2 separate regions of the Homo sapiens genome follow, and region 1 is linked to region 2. The links are chromatin contacts, found by Hi-C or POLR2A ChIA-PET in ENCODE. All regions are on one chromosome and are shown on one strand. Each heading gives the region's core, a stretch centred on a gene start or an enhancer-like site at or near the end of the contact. The rest is flanking DNA. Distances are from core to core; before and after follow the strand shown. Region 1 has its middle 64 kb from the start of MIR4308. Region 2 overlaps SAMD4A (sterile alpha motif domain containing 4A).

Evidence for each region. A loop is a pair of places that touch in the nucleus more often than their neighbours do. ChIA-PET counts read pairs that join two places held with the same protein, here RNA polymerase II (POLR2A). Pooled maps may share reads with other maps.
Region 1: a map of endothelial cell of hepatic sinusoid shows a loop between it and region 2 (4-fold over the local background). The contact joins two enhancer-like sites. A Hi-C loop is called at or near these places in 2 of 168 maps with a recorded cell type or tissue (endothelial cell of hepatic sinusoid and posterior vena cava), 1 of 37 single-sample maps with no recorded cell type and 7 of 50 pooled maps. POLR2A ChIA-PET finds 5 or more read pairs at or near these places in 1 of 52 experiments (activated T-cell).

What each region holds. Positions count from the first base shown.
Region 1 is chr14:54,811,308-54,817,210 of GRCh38, forward strand. No RefSeq gene overlaps it. Among named protein-coding and RNA genes, the nearest start is that of MIR4308, 64 kb to the right of the region's middle. Within about 2 kb of position 3,889, at least 2 of the 41 ENCODE cell types and tissues checked have a DNase peak (open chromatin) inside an H3K27ac peak, as active enhancers do.
Region 2 is chr14:54,728,641-54,734,575 of GRCh38, forward strand. All of the region lies in intron 3 of SAMD4A (sterile alpha motif domain containing 4A), which reads left to right. Among named protein-coding and RNA genes, the nearest start is that of SAMD4A-AS1, 44 kb to the left of the region's middle. RefSeq lists a silencer at 1,731-2,025 and enhancers at 1,812-1,931, 2,032-2,111. Within about 2 kb of position 1,636, at least 11 of the 41 ENCODE cell types and tissues checked have a DNase peak (open chromatin) inside an H3K27ac peak, as active enhancers do.

The DNA of each region.
Region 1 (5,903 bases), core at 2,639-5,138, 85 kb after region 2:
TTTTTTCCAGTGATCTATGTCTCCTGAGCCCCACAACATGAATGGCACCCTGCTAGGTGCTGGAAGAGGCACAAAGCTAATGGTTTAACTGGGGAGATAAGAGACACACCAACTGCCACAGGGCGACGAGACAGGTGTCTCATGAATATCAGCGAGAGCTGCAGGGGTTAGGACTTGAGATGATCAAAGAAGGCTCCTTGGAAGAAGCAACATTTTAGTTGTGTCTTGAGTATATAGAGTTTTGAAAGATGAAGATGGAGCCAGCCGTGTTCCAGGCGGAGAGGCCAGCATGAAGAGATGTACAGATGGAGAACGACCACTGTTAAAACAAGGGGAGTAATGGAGGACACTATGGAGGCCGGATGACAGAAGTCCTTGAGTGCTAGATGACAGAGCCTGGATTTACGAGGCAGGCATGGAGAGCAGAAGAGAAACATGGCTCATTCATTAATTAAGACTTTACTGCGAACCTGCTATGTGTCACATCCAGTGTTGGGGGCCTTGGGATTCAAAGATGACCCCTGCCAGCAGAGTGTGCATCTGGTGAGAGATCTTGATATGTAAACACATAAACAAAACCAAATGGTATTGGTGCCTCAAGCAGAGCCTCCAAGGGCACGTATTATCCAAGATTCTTTTACTTGAAGTGATAGACACCAAACACCAACTGGCTTAAGTAAAAAGGAAAATGTACTGGCTCACAGACATGAAAGTTCATGGGATCATCAGGTACAGCTGGATCCAGGAATTCCATCCATGTCATCAGCACTGCTCCCTGTCTCTCAACCCTGCTTTCCTCTGGGTTGGGACCATCTCAGGTCAGCTTTCTTTAAGGGGTAGCCTAAGGATCTCAGCAGTTTATGCCATACTTAAATCCAAATGAAAGATTTTCTCTTTCCCAACAGTTTCAACTGAAGTCCTGAAATTGAGTCTCATCATCTCTAATTTTCCTAGCTTAGTCACATGCCCTTTCATGAAACAATCCCTGTGGCCAGAGTGATGCCATGCTCTGACTGGTCATCAGTGACACGCCTGGAGTGGGGGTCAACTCCACCACATGCGCGGAGACTGGGGAGAAGTTTTGACAGCGCTGGCTGCATAACCCCACACCCCCAAGCTCTTTCTCTCTTTTTCTCCATTTTGGAGGCTAGAAAAATGAAATGCTAGCCTTCCCCATCTCCTTTGCAGCTAGAGAGAATCTTAACACAGCTCTGGCTGATGAAATATAAGTGGAAGTATGGTGGAGACAACTGGAAAAACTTTGGCTTTTCTGATTAAAAAAAAAAGAAGAAGAAGAACAACTTCAAATTATTCTTCCTCCTTCCCTTCCTTCATCCTGCCTTGAGTGCAGATGTGATGCTTAGAGCTGCAAGCATGAGGAGAGAAACGCTGAATCAAAGCAGGCAACCACCTACCTTCAGAATTAGTGCTATGTGAATGAAATAAATCTTTACGTTGCAGCCACTCTGCATCAGCTTTCTTATCATTTACAGCTGAACGCATTCCTAATGTATCCATCCCCATAGGAAAGTCTGGTGCTGTCATCCGAGGAATGGGGAGCCGGGGCTGGAGAGGCAAAAACAATTCCAGGGAGGGTACAGAAGAGGGCAAAGCCAGAGGAGTCTGTAGGCAGGGAGTGAGAGGCAACTGAGGCCATGGAAAAGAGGGACACGTTCAAGAGAAGCTGAGAAAGAAGAATTGTTAGGTAGAGGGAAAAACCTATTAAGGAGGTAATGACAAGGAAGGTTTGAGTCTGGACACCTCAAATATCCTCAAAATCCCTGATCATGCAATAGGAGCCAGGAGCTATTCCCCATTCCTAGGGCTGTAGATACACACAGAGACCGGATGACTTAGACCCAGCCCTTGTGCAACCAGGAGGGCATCACCTTCTCCCAATCTTCACATGGGCAACCACCAAGGCCAGAAGATAGGTCCAGCCAAGGTGGGGGAATCCCGATGAGTGCTGTTGACATCTTTCATGGTGAGGAAGAGAACTATCACAGGACAAGTCCTGTCATGAAATAACCTGTTTCCTCAGTTGTAAATCATAAGCTGTAAGGTAGCTTGTAATAAGAGCATTTGTAATAAACATAATAATGAGCATAATGATTGGCTTTTACTGAGCCTTCACCTGGCTCCAAGAATTTAACAACTTGCTAGGCATTCTACAGATATCACCTGATTTAGTAACTGCAACAACCCTATAAAATAGTATCATTCCCATTGACAGATGAGGAAACTAAGGTGCAGAGAGATTAAGTAACTGGCCCTGGTTATACAGCTGGTAAGTGCCAGGGCCAAGAGTTAGAGGGCAGCACACACTCTTTCAGTTCTTAGCATCCCACGAGAGAAGTTGCTTCTCTGCTGCCTTTGATGTAGTTGAAGAGGTTAATCAAATTCTCTAGGTCAAGTTCCCCATTTTGGCTTGCTATTTCATAAAAGCACAGTACTGGTTATCCTTCCATCAGCACCTTCCTGAAGAACCATAGCTCCTCCCCTTTATGCTTGTCACCACGTCCCTGGCAAGGCCACCCAGGTAGAGAATGGGGATTTGTTAGATTTGTTAAAACCTTGCTGGGAGACAGGCAAGCTCTCCAACCAGCCTGGGCTTCCTCCATCTATGAAGTCCAATATGAGTGGTCATTAATACTCTTGTCGTCATAATAGTTAATACCCATTGAGTGTTCTCTCTTTTTAAAAATGTATTAACTCAATTAACCTTCACACAATTCCCTGAGATCGATGCTATTATTATCTCATCTCACAAATGAGAACTAAGGACTGGAGAGCTTAAATAACCTACCAAAGATCACACAGCAAAGACAACAGTTCTCAAGTAAAAGGGTCTCCTGCTCTAATTACACATAGATCCTGGAACAAAAAACAAGGCCTTGACACCTCCAAGGTGGAGTGGGAGCTAAGCTTCCACAATGGCATCTACTGTGGTCTCACGTGGGACTATGACTGGGCCACATTCAGCCCACCATTGCCCCACAGCGCCCCCGTCAGGACTGGAGGAGTCCATGCCTGACTCTTAAATGTGCTACCACGGCTTGTAAACACACTTAGCTTCCTCCACAAGCTTATAAAACCATCCCTCCCATGAGGCTGAGCAGTTGTTCAAACACTGGCAAACACTGCCAAAATTAAAATTCAATAAAGTCGTGGAAAATATTTTATATTATGAAAATCAAGTCAGATCTACAAGAATGCACTGTGAAAAACACAAAGCAGAGTCACCATGATTAATAATAAATGCAGGCACACCACTAAATCCAACCAAATGCCTCCAGATGCTTCCAAAGGCAGTTCTCCTCTCCATGGCAGTCAACTGTGTGTGCCGCTGCCCCCACCACATCCTCTCCTCTGACTCCACTGTGCACTCAACGCCAAAAGGCCCAAGTTCCTTCACAGCAAGGAGGGCTGACATAAACCCCATTCTCAGATTTTCTTAGCCTCCAGCTCTCAAAGAGCTGTGGAGAGTCCAGGTTTACCACCTCAGAAGAATTCACAGCTCACCGGTGCCAAACCTGATTTTTCCATTGTGAGAAATCTTTGTGGCATTACATTACCTTCCAGGGCCTTTCATCAACTGACCTCAGGTGGCTTTGGCCAAGTGACTTCAGAGTGAATACCCAAAGTGAAAGATGTTGGCAACTGAACTTCTTCTCAGTCTCCAGTGCCTCAGTCTCGATGAGCATTCATGTTTAATTCTCCCGCCTATAGCCTCTCTGGGCTTATTCATGCCCATAATGGATTCTAAGGACTGCAAATTACACATTAAACCTCCACTCTCTTCCCCACATTCCAGGGAATGAAGCGGTTTCTCTCACAGCCTGACCGCTCTTCCGGGAGCACCTGCCAATTTGGATGACGAAGGGGCCGTCCAGGGAGGAGCACACACTGCCAGCTGCCTTCCTGACTTCCGACGTCACCACTTCCCAGACCGTCCTCACGCCGTTTTCTCCTCATAAATCCAGTTATTGAAACTGGCAGAACACTTTGTGATATTGTCCTCCTGGTATCAGATCCATCCCTGGACCTCTCACTGGAAGGTCCCAGCTCTGACTTCTCTCCCCACCTAGAAACGAGAGCCTGGCAGCACTGACAGTCCTAAACCATCCACTCAACAGATTCACCACACACCTCACACTCAAAATCTCCCACCCGCACCAACTGCTCTAGCTGCGCTTTCATGGAAGGTAGCAGAAGCCACAGAACCCAGTGAAAGCTGCTCATACCTGATTATCTTCACGACGGAGGGGAAAGCAAAGGGGAAAGCCTGGAGGTGTAGAAAATCAATCTAGGAGGTAGCCAGGCCCATCCTGCTTCCTGATGCCACCCCAAGCCTCCTGGGTCCCGCCGCCTACTCCTCCCAGGTCTGGGCTGCTGCAGGCCTGCACAAGCCAGATACCTCCAGATTAGGAGGCCCACTCAAGGAGATTGAAAACTGACGCCCAGGAAGATTGGCTTCAGGTTCTGAAGACTAATAGCCACTACTTGAACTGCCCTCAGCTTCCCAGCAGCATGCTTCAATTTCATCTTCCTAAGTGATCACTAACAACACTTAACCTCCCCCATCTGGAAGCAGGAGAGCGCAAAATATCCCTTCTAGCAATTACCCCCAAGGAGAATGTTTAACCTCCCATGATCCAAGATATTAAAATTAACATCGAGATGCCCATTCTTCACATATTGAACTGACAAATATATTTTAAATTGCAATAAGAAGAATCCATACACAGCTGGTTAGAAATATGCACAGCCTTTCAGAAGGAATGTAGCAATATCAATTAAAGACTTAAAAATGCGCTTCAAAAAATGTTGCTGCAAAGAGGAACCTCAAGGATGTTCATTACAGCAATGACTATAATGGCAAAAAAGAAAATTGGAATTAACCTAATTGTCACGTAACAGAGGATTGGTTAAATAAATTAGAATGCATCCATATTATGAATTATAAGCAATGAAAGTGATGATGTAGAATAATTTAATGACATGGGAAAATGTTTATAATATGATGTTAAATGGAAAAAGCAGGGTACAAAATTGTATGATCCCATAAAAAAAAAAAAGCTTATGTTCCCAGTTGTATAAAAGTACAGCATGTACAGTACAGAATTCTTGACAATAAATGACTATGTTGCTAGCTTATATATATATATACACACTATACTATCATTTTTATCATTATATTAGAGTGTACTTCTACTTAAAAAAAAAGTTAACTGTAAAACAGCCTCAGACTGGTCCATCAGGGTCCATTCCAGTATTATTGTCACAGGAGATAACAGCTCCATGCACTTTATTGCCCGTGAAGACCTTCCAGCAGAACAAGATATGGTGATGGAAGACAGTGATATGGATGATCCCAACCCTATGTAGGCCTGGGCTAGTGTGTGTGTTTATGCCTCTGTTTTTAATAAAAAATTTTAAGCCAGGCATGGTGGTTCACAACTGTAATCCCAATGCTTTGGGAAGCCAAGGCAAAAGGACTACTTATGCCCAGGAGTTGGAGACCAGCCTGGGCAACATAGTGAGAGACTTTGTCTCTACAAAAAATTTTAAAAATTAGCCAGGCTTGGTGGTGCGTGACTGCAGTCCCAGCTACTTGGGAGGGTGAGGCAGGAAGATTGCTACAAAAATAAAAATTAAAAAAAAAATTTTTGAAAAGAACCAACCAAGGAAAAGCACATATGCAACCAAGCAAATGATGGCCCTCCAAGGAAATGAAATCGGCACTCTCTAAATCTGGCCAGCATTTCCTTCCTTGAATGGAAACAGTGGTAGAGGGGATAGAAGTCATACAGCTTTTGATTGAATTTAGGAGCGAAAACACTTGGTAAAAATAATGATATGAAAAGTAACCACTAGGAGCCACGCACCACAATACACTTACA
Region 2 (5,935 bases), core at 386-2,885:
CTCCTCACTGCCATGCTGAGAATCTGCTGTTCTCCTCCTTTTATCAAGGAGCTAAGTTAAGAATTAGTCAGGGCTACATAATACATTTCTAATTATTTACAGCCCTTCTCCTGAAACTAGAAAGAAAAGAAAAAAATACTGTTTGATCAAGGCAGAGTTTAGGGTTTCATACTCAGAGAAATCCTAGTCATGCATGTGGCTGCAAGGCTCTGCTGGCCGTAGGATTTAGGCATCCTCTGATGATGCCTGTCCTTACCTGATCAGTGAGAGCCACTGTTCCATGTTATCTGGGAGCCTTTAAGCTTCAGTGGCAGTGAAGGAAGACCTGGCCTGCGGTTCAGCTCAAGACAGGAGTTAGTAGACACAGTTTTAAAATATCCTTTGGTACCTCCATTCAAGCAATTGACTCACTGCTCTTCTTGACAAGTGCTGGTAGCAACAAGGTGTAAAAGGACACCCTGATGATTTGTTCAGCGACTCTGGCCATCTCCTTGGGACTGATGCTCTGAGAGGGTCTTGGTGGCTCAGTCATGAAATCCTGGCTATTTGAAGTTCCAAACTTGGATGGTCTTGCTGGTTCCCACACTCAGTAGCAGTCTAGGTGGTGCCGTTAAGCGCGGGATGGATGCTGTATTGCATAAACCTCAGAAGCACTTTCTGCATAGGCATGTGAGCTGATGAAACAGCACTTACAATTTGAGAGTTATCTTTTAAGAAAAGGGTAGGAGGCAAGTTTTTGTCATCTAGCTTCCTGAGTTTCTCTACTATCTCGCTTCTCTACACACAGTGACTGGAGCATTTTTACAGATACGTGGGAACATTAAAAAAGAAATATCGGCTTAAATTCACTCCTGGCCACTTGCTTAACTCCATTATTTTCCCTACTTGGTGAAATAATAAAATTCTACAGTTCTGTCTAAACTCATTTCTAGAAATATCTTCATTTTATGTGGATAGAAATTCATGGACAAACTTAAGGGTTTAGTATAATGGTAGATACAAAAAGAAACAGTACAGGAAAGTAGAAGTTAACCCAGTATGAAGGAGACTTCAAAATAGCCAGGTTGATCCCATCGTTTCTTGAATTAGCCTACACATTTGCTTCAAAGGTGGAAAATTGCTTTCATAGTTGATGGAAGTTGTCATTGGTTTTGATAGGATGGAATGAGAGGATTGAGGTAGTGTCCTTTTAGGATTTCTTGATTTGAAGCTAAGTGTGGATGAAATTTACTGATTTCTATTTAAAGTATATACATATTGGCTTCTTGTCTAGGTATTTCATAAATAATGACAATGTAAAGTCAAACAGCCGTTATCTAAAATAGATTTTCTACTGGATGACACCCAGTTTTGCCATTATAGAGGCTGACAAAAGAGGACAGATGAAATATACCAAAGATTAGTGCAATAATAAAAGTCTGCCAGAAGCATTCTAATTTATTTCTTAAAAGCTCAAATGTTTAAGTGATAATGTGAAGGCAGAAACATACATCTTTGCTCTGCCCAAAAACTGAGCCATCTGTAGAGTAGTAAGAGCTGACACCAGTGACAAGGACTCACGGTACTAGGAAAGCCTCCCCATGTGCTTTTCCCTGCATCAGAATGCTTTCATTTCAGTGCTGAATAAAAACGAGATGTCATGGGGGAAAGAGGAAGTTAGCTGTGTGTATTTGTCATCCCTGTTGTGATGTTCTTTGCAGCTTTTTCTTCTTCTAGAGTCTCCCTTTGGTCTGATTTGCATAGGCAAGTATACACTTTCTTTTCACCGAAAGTGTGTGGCTTCCTCCTTGGGCTTGTCAGGAACATCCCGTCCACCAACCACATCTTTGCTTTGTAGCATGTTCTCTCTTCTTCCCCCGGAATGAGGTGGAGTCCAAAGTCTGTTTAGGGGAATCGTCTTCTGGTGTCCAGATGTTCTAAGCACTGGTTTTTCAAGCCTTTGGTCAAGAAGCAGAGAGCAAGCATGCAGAGTTGAGGCTTTTAACCTTTCAGATTGGCTTTTAATCTATTCCCTGAAGCAGTGATGACAGAGCATGTTATTTTTAACCTTAGTGATTAATATTCCCCTCTCTTCCTCTCCCTTCTACCCCACTTACACAAATCTGGTGTTATTTTTTTTGTTGTTTGTTTGCATGATGTCACTGATCAAATACTCTGGTTTTGTATGTTTCAAAATGTATTCTTGAAGTACTATTAATCTTTTCTTCTCCAAAGATTCCCACCACAGGGCTTCAGATTACTGGTTGTGACACCACAAAACCAACTAAAGAAGAGGAATCCAGGGTGTAATATCATTTCACCACTGAGCCTTGCTTAAAATGTTGACTTTTTTAAAGCAAATGCCTGGAATTATTTATACAAGTGGTGTTAGCAGAACATTCTTTGAAAATTGAAAGCCTTTAGTGGTTCTTAGATGCTCTGAAACTGGTGTTATCGAAAAAATTTGTGGGATAGAAACTGGAATATCCCTGAGAAGCAGGCCGAAACCTAACAAAATGAACAGAAACACCCAACCCTTCCCAATTCCTTTGAAACAATCACCTTTTTGTAGCTAGCAGTGGGCTGAGCTTTTTCTTCTTTAGACTTGATAAGTATCAAACTATCTCCTGCAGCAAAACTTAAGAATTATATGCTGTGAAGCCTCAAATTTTTGTTTTCAGCAAAGGTTCTAGTGATACTTCTGAATTTCTTTGGGGAATGAGCCTAGAAAATATTGTTAAAGTAACAGATGAGTAAAATTAGCAACATAGAAGTAAAATTCTGCCCTGCTTTGTCCTAAGTATGTGGACACACAGCATACATCACCTGAGTCACAGGGAATTGGCCAGGACCTCTTAATTCAAGAAGAATATTGTAAGATATTTTAAAATAATGTGCAAACACTTGGCATCCTCATTCTACCTTTTAAAACCCCTAAATTGCTATGACTTATTTTTATAAGGTTTAGTTGTGCTAGCTATTTGGATTGAATTATATCATGTGAGCATCTTGAAATTTGAAAATTTAATGAAGCGTATGTTTTTCTATGAGAAAGGCAGCTTCTTGAATTAAAAATGAAGAGAGACTAGCTTAGAAGGAAAAAAGATTAAAGTTGCAAATCATCTCTATGTGGCTGGACTCATAGGGCATGATGAGAGCACAGAACCCAACCTTGGGTTGAGAACCCAGGGAATTTGGTTTGGTATAGAGAATGATATTAGGAGTGTAGGAATATTTAATGCCCTTATTCAAAAGGAAGTCAAATTTCTGACAGTTTCAGCAGCTTCAGCTTCTAGACTCTAAAACAAAATGCTAAGCCTGGAAATAGTTCAAAACACATAGTGACAGCAAAAAGAAATAATGGTTGGCTTGAATTTGAGGAGATAGTTGAACAATTGAAGGTATACAGCACACAGGTTCCTGAGGCTACCCAGACTGCCCATTGAAGGCTCACTCAACAAAGACGGCATAAAGCAACAAATCATCTCTGTCAAATGAGTGTGCTAGACCAAGAGTACACATGAACGGTGTAAGTTAATAGCTAATATTTAAAAATCGGGGTCCCCATTAAAACCACAATTGTATTTCAAATCTGCTGATTTTTTTAAAAAAGACGAAAGGTCTATGTACTCAGCATAGGTTTAATTTACATTATATTAATTTGTTGTATTAATTCCAATACCCTCTCTATATGTAGAAAAGTCATCCATGACATAGTATTTCATCCACTAACAAGGCTTGGTGTACGTAGGGATTTTGGGGTCTTTCTACTACCCAGAGACCCACAGCTCCCAGATTAGGCATTACTAAATTATATTCTTTCAGAAGGCTTCCAGTTCTAAAATGTTAGGAATATATGTTCATAACATTTTTAAAGCATGCTTTAAATAATTTTTAAATCATTTAATTTATTATAAATTATTAAAAATTATGCTTTAAATAATTTTTAAAGCATAAACTGCATTCAGCGTGTAAATTTAAAGATAGCAGAGAAATACGCAATGTATCTTTGACAAATCTTTGTTAAAGTTTGTTGGGATAAAGTTTTGGTGTAAGACTCAAGCTTCAGTTATCTGGACTATTTGCTTATGTGGATCACTTTTCTCCTTGACAGTGAGGTATGTATTTAACCTAACAATGAACCAAGGAGATAGTTGGGCCAGTATCCCAGACTTTCTTCCATCCATAAACCCCCTTATTTCTCATATTAGAAGGCAGAAAAAAGGTAGTTATAGTTAATTTTCCTTAAAGAGTACTAAATATTCTGAAACATCTTTTCCTGACTCTTATTTCAATAAATAAAATCGAGATGGAGTCAAAGTTGGTCAAAGGAAATGGGAAAGAAATCTGAATCCCAGGGTTTAAAGAAAATACTTAAATGAACAGAATGCAGAGCCAGGTGTCATATTTTCCCCGTAAAAGGTGCTGAAAGAGTTCTCATTAAAGATGCTAGGAGATGAAAAAATCATTAGGTTAGATGAGGTCAGAAGAGTTGACTGGTCCTGATAGTATGACCAAGTTTAAAACAAGATTATAAGAACCTCTGAACTCCCATCACACTGCCCGACTGCTGTAGCAAGATTACTTTTAACTGCTGTTTCCATATTTCAACTAGACTTACCTAATACTTATTATTTACTTCGGATTCATTTGAATTTAAAAAGTTCCAAAAATTAGTGTCCTAATGATATATGCATGCGTGCATACTGGCATATATATGTGTATATACGGATCTAAAATTTTTATAGAGGTTTTTAAAAATACAAGCAATTTTGGATTCATACTGTATACAATTATTAAATGTTGGTTTCCATGTTTTAAGAGGAAAAAGGCACAATTTTGTTCCCCTGAGTAATTTTCAGTATGCTTTTCAATATAATGAATCCATCCTGAAATATGCTGTCCCTCTACCCACACTATTATGAAAGTCACAAATGCAGTATAAATTGAGGACCTCAGTTCTGCTGGACTTGCCAATTTCTAATCTAGGTTGAGATTTTTTTTTAAAGGTATACTTAATTTGGCAGCATTTGAATAGGACTTCTGGGTAGCTGAGGTCTGAATGAACCGTTAGCCATTGTCTGCTGCACATCAGTCTACAAGCAAGAACATCTAGAAGCCTCTGGCTAGAGACATGCTGGGGCAGCTAGCACCACACTGCTAAGCTTCTCAGAAGTCTGTATTTACTACTCTTCCTGCCTACTCATAGGAAAAAAAAAAAACTTCTGCCCGAATGTCCATATGACCCTCTGTTTGTCATCACTTCAAATGAGATCTCTTAGTTTAAAAAGGGGAGGGGCTGGGGATGAAACAACCACTGCTACTCTGCCACTGGCCCCCTCGTCAATTCCACAACTGCATGGCCTATTTTCTTGTAGCCTCTTTCTGCCCATGACAGTATTTCCTCTGTCACTTTATGCCAAACAAAGTGCTCCAGCACAAGAGGTAACACCAAAATCAGCTTTGTGGTCACCATTGCCTAAACCTGAAGATCTGTCTTCACCCCAAATTGGCACTGTCGCCAAGGCACCTGTCACCTGTTTTAATCTCCTTCCCACAAGAATACAAGCCTGTACTGCCTCCAGGCCTTGGTTCCTTTGGAGAACAGAGGCATTTACCTAGCACGACTTTTGATTGAGGTGTGGCATTCAGCCTGGCTCTAAACCCACGGCCCTGTCTGCAAATCAGAAGCTTGGTGTGAGGCACTGTGCTTGGTTGCCACAGCACGTTGGCTCCTACGGAGATATTCCTGAATTTGGTGGCAGCAGTGGGAACCAAGAAGTGTTCATTATGATATAGAGTGTATGAGCCCTTTATAGAAAGTCATCAGGAAAAGACCCTGGCACCTCAGGTATAATTGATGTTTCCTTAGAGGCAGAGGCCAAGTTCATGTCATATCCCTTATGACTTCAGTTAAGCTCAGAAAAGTATGAAGAAATGGGTGTGGGTTTCTATG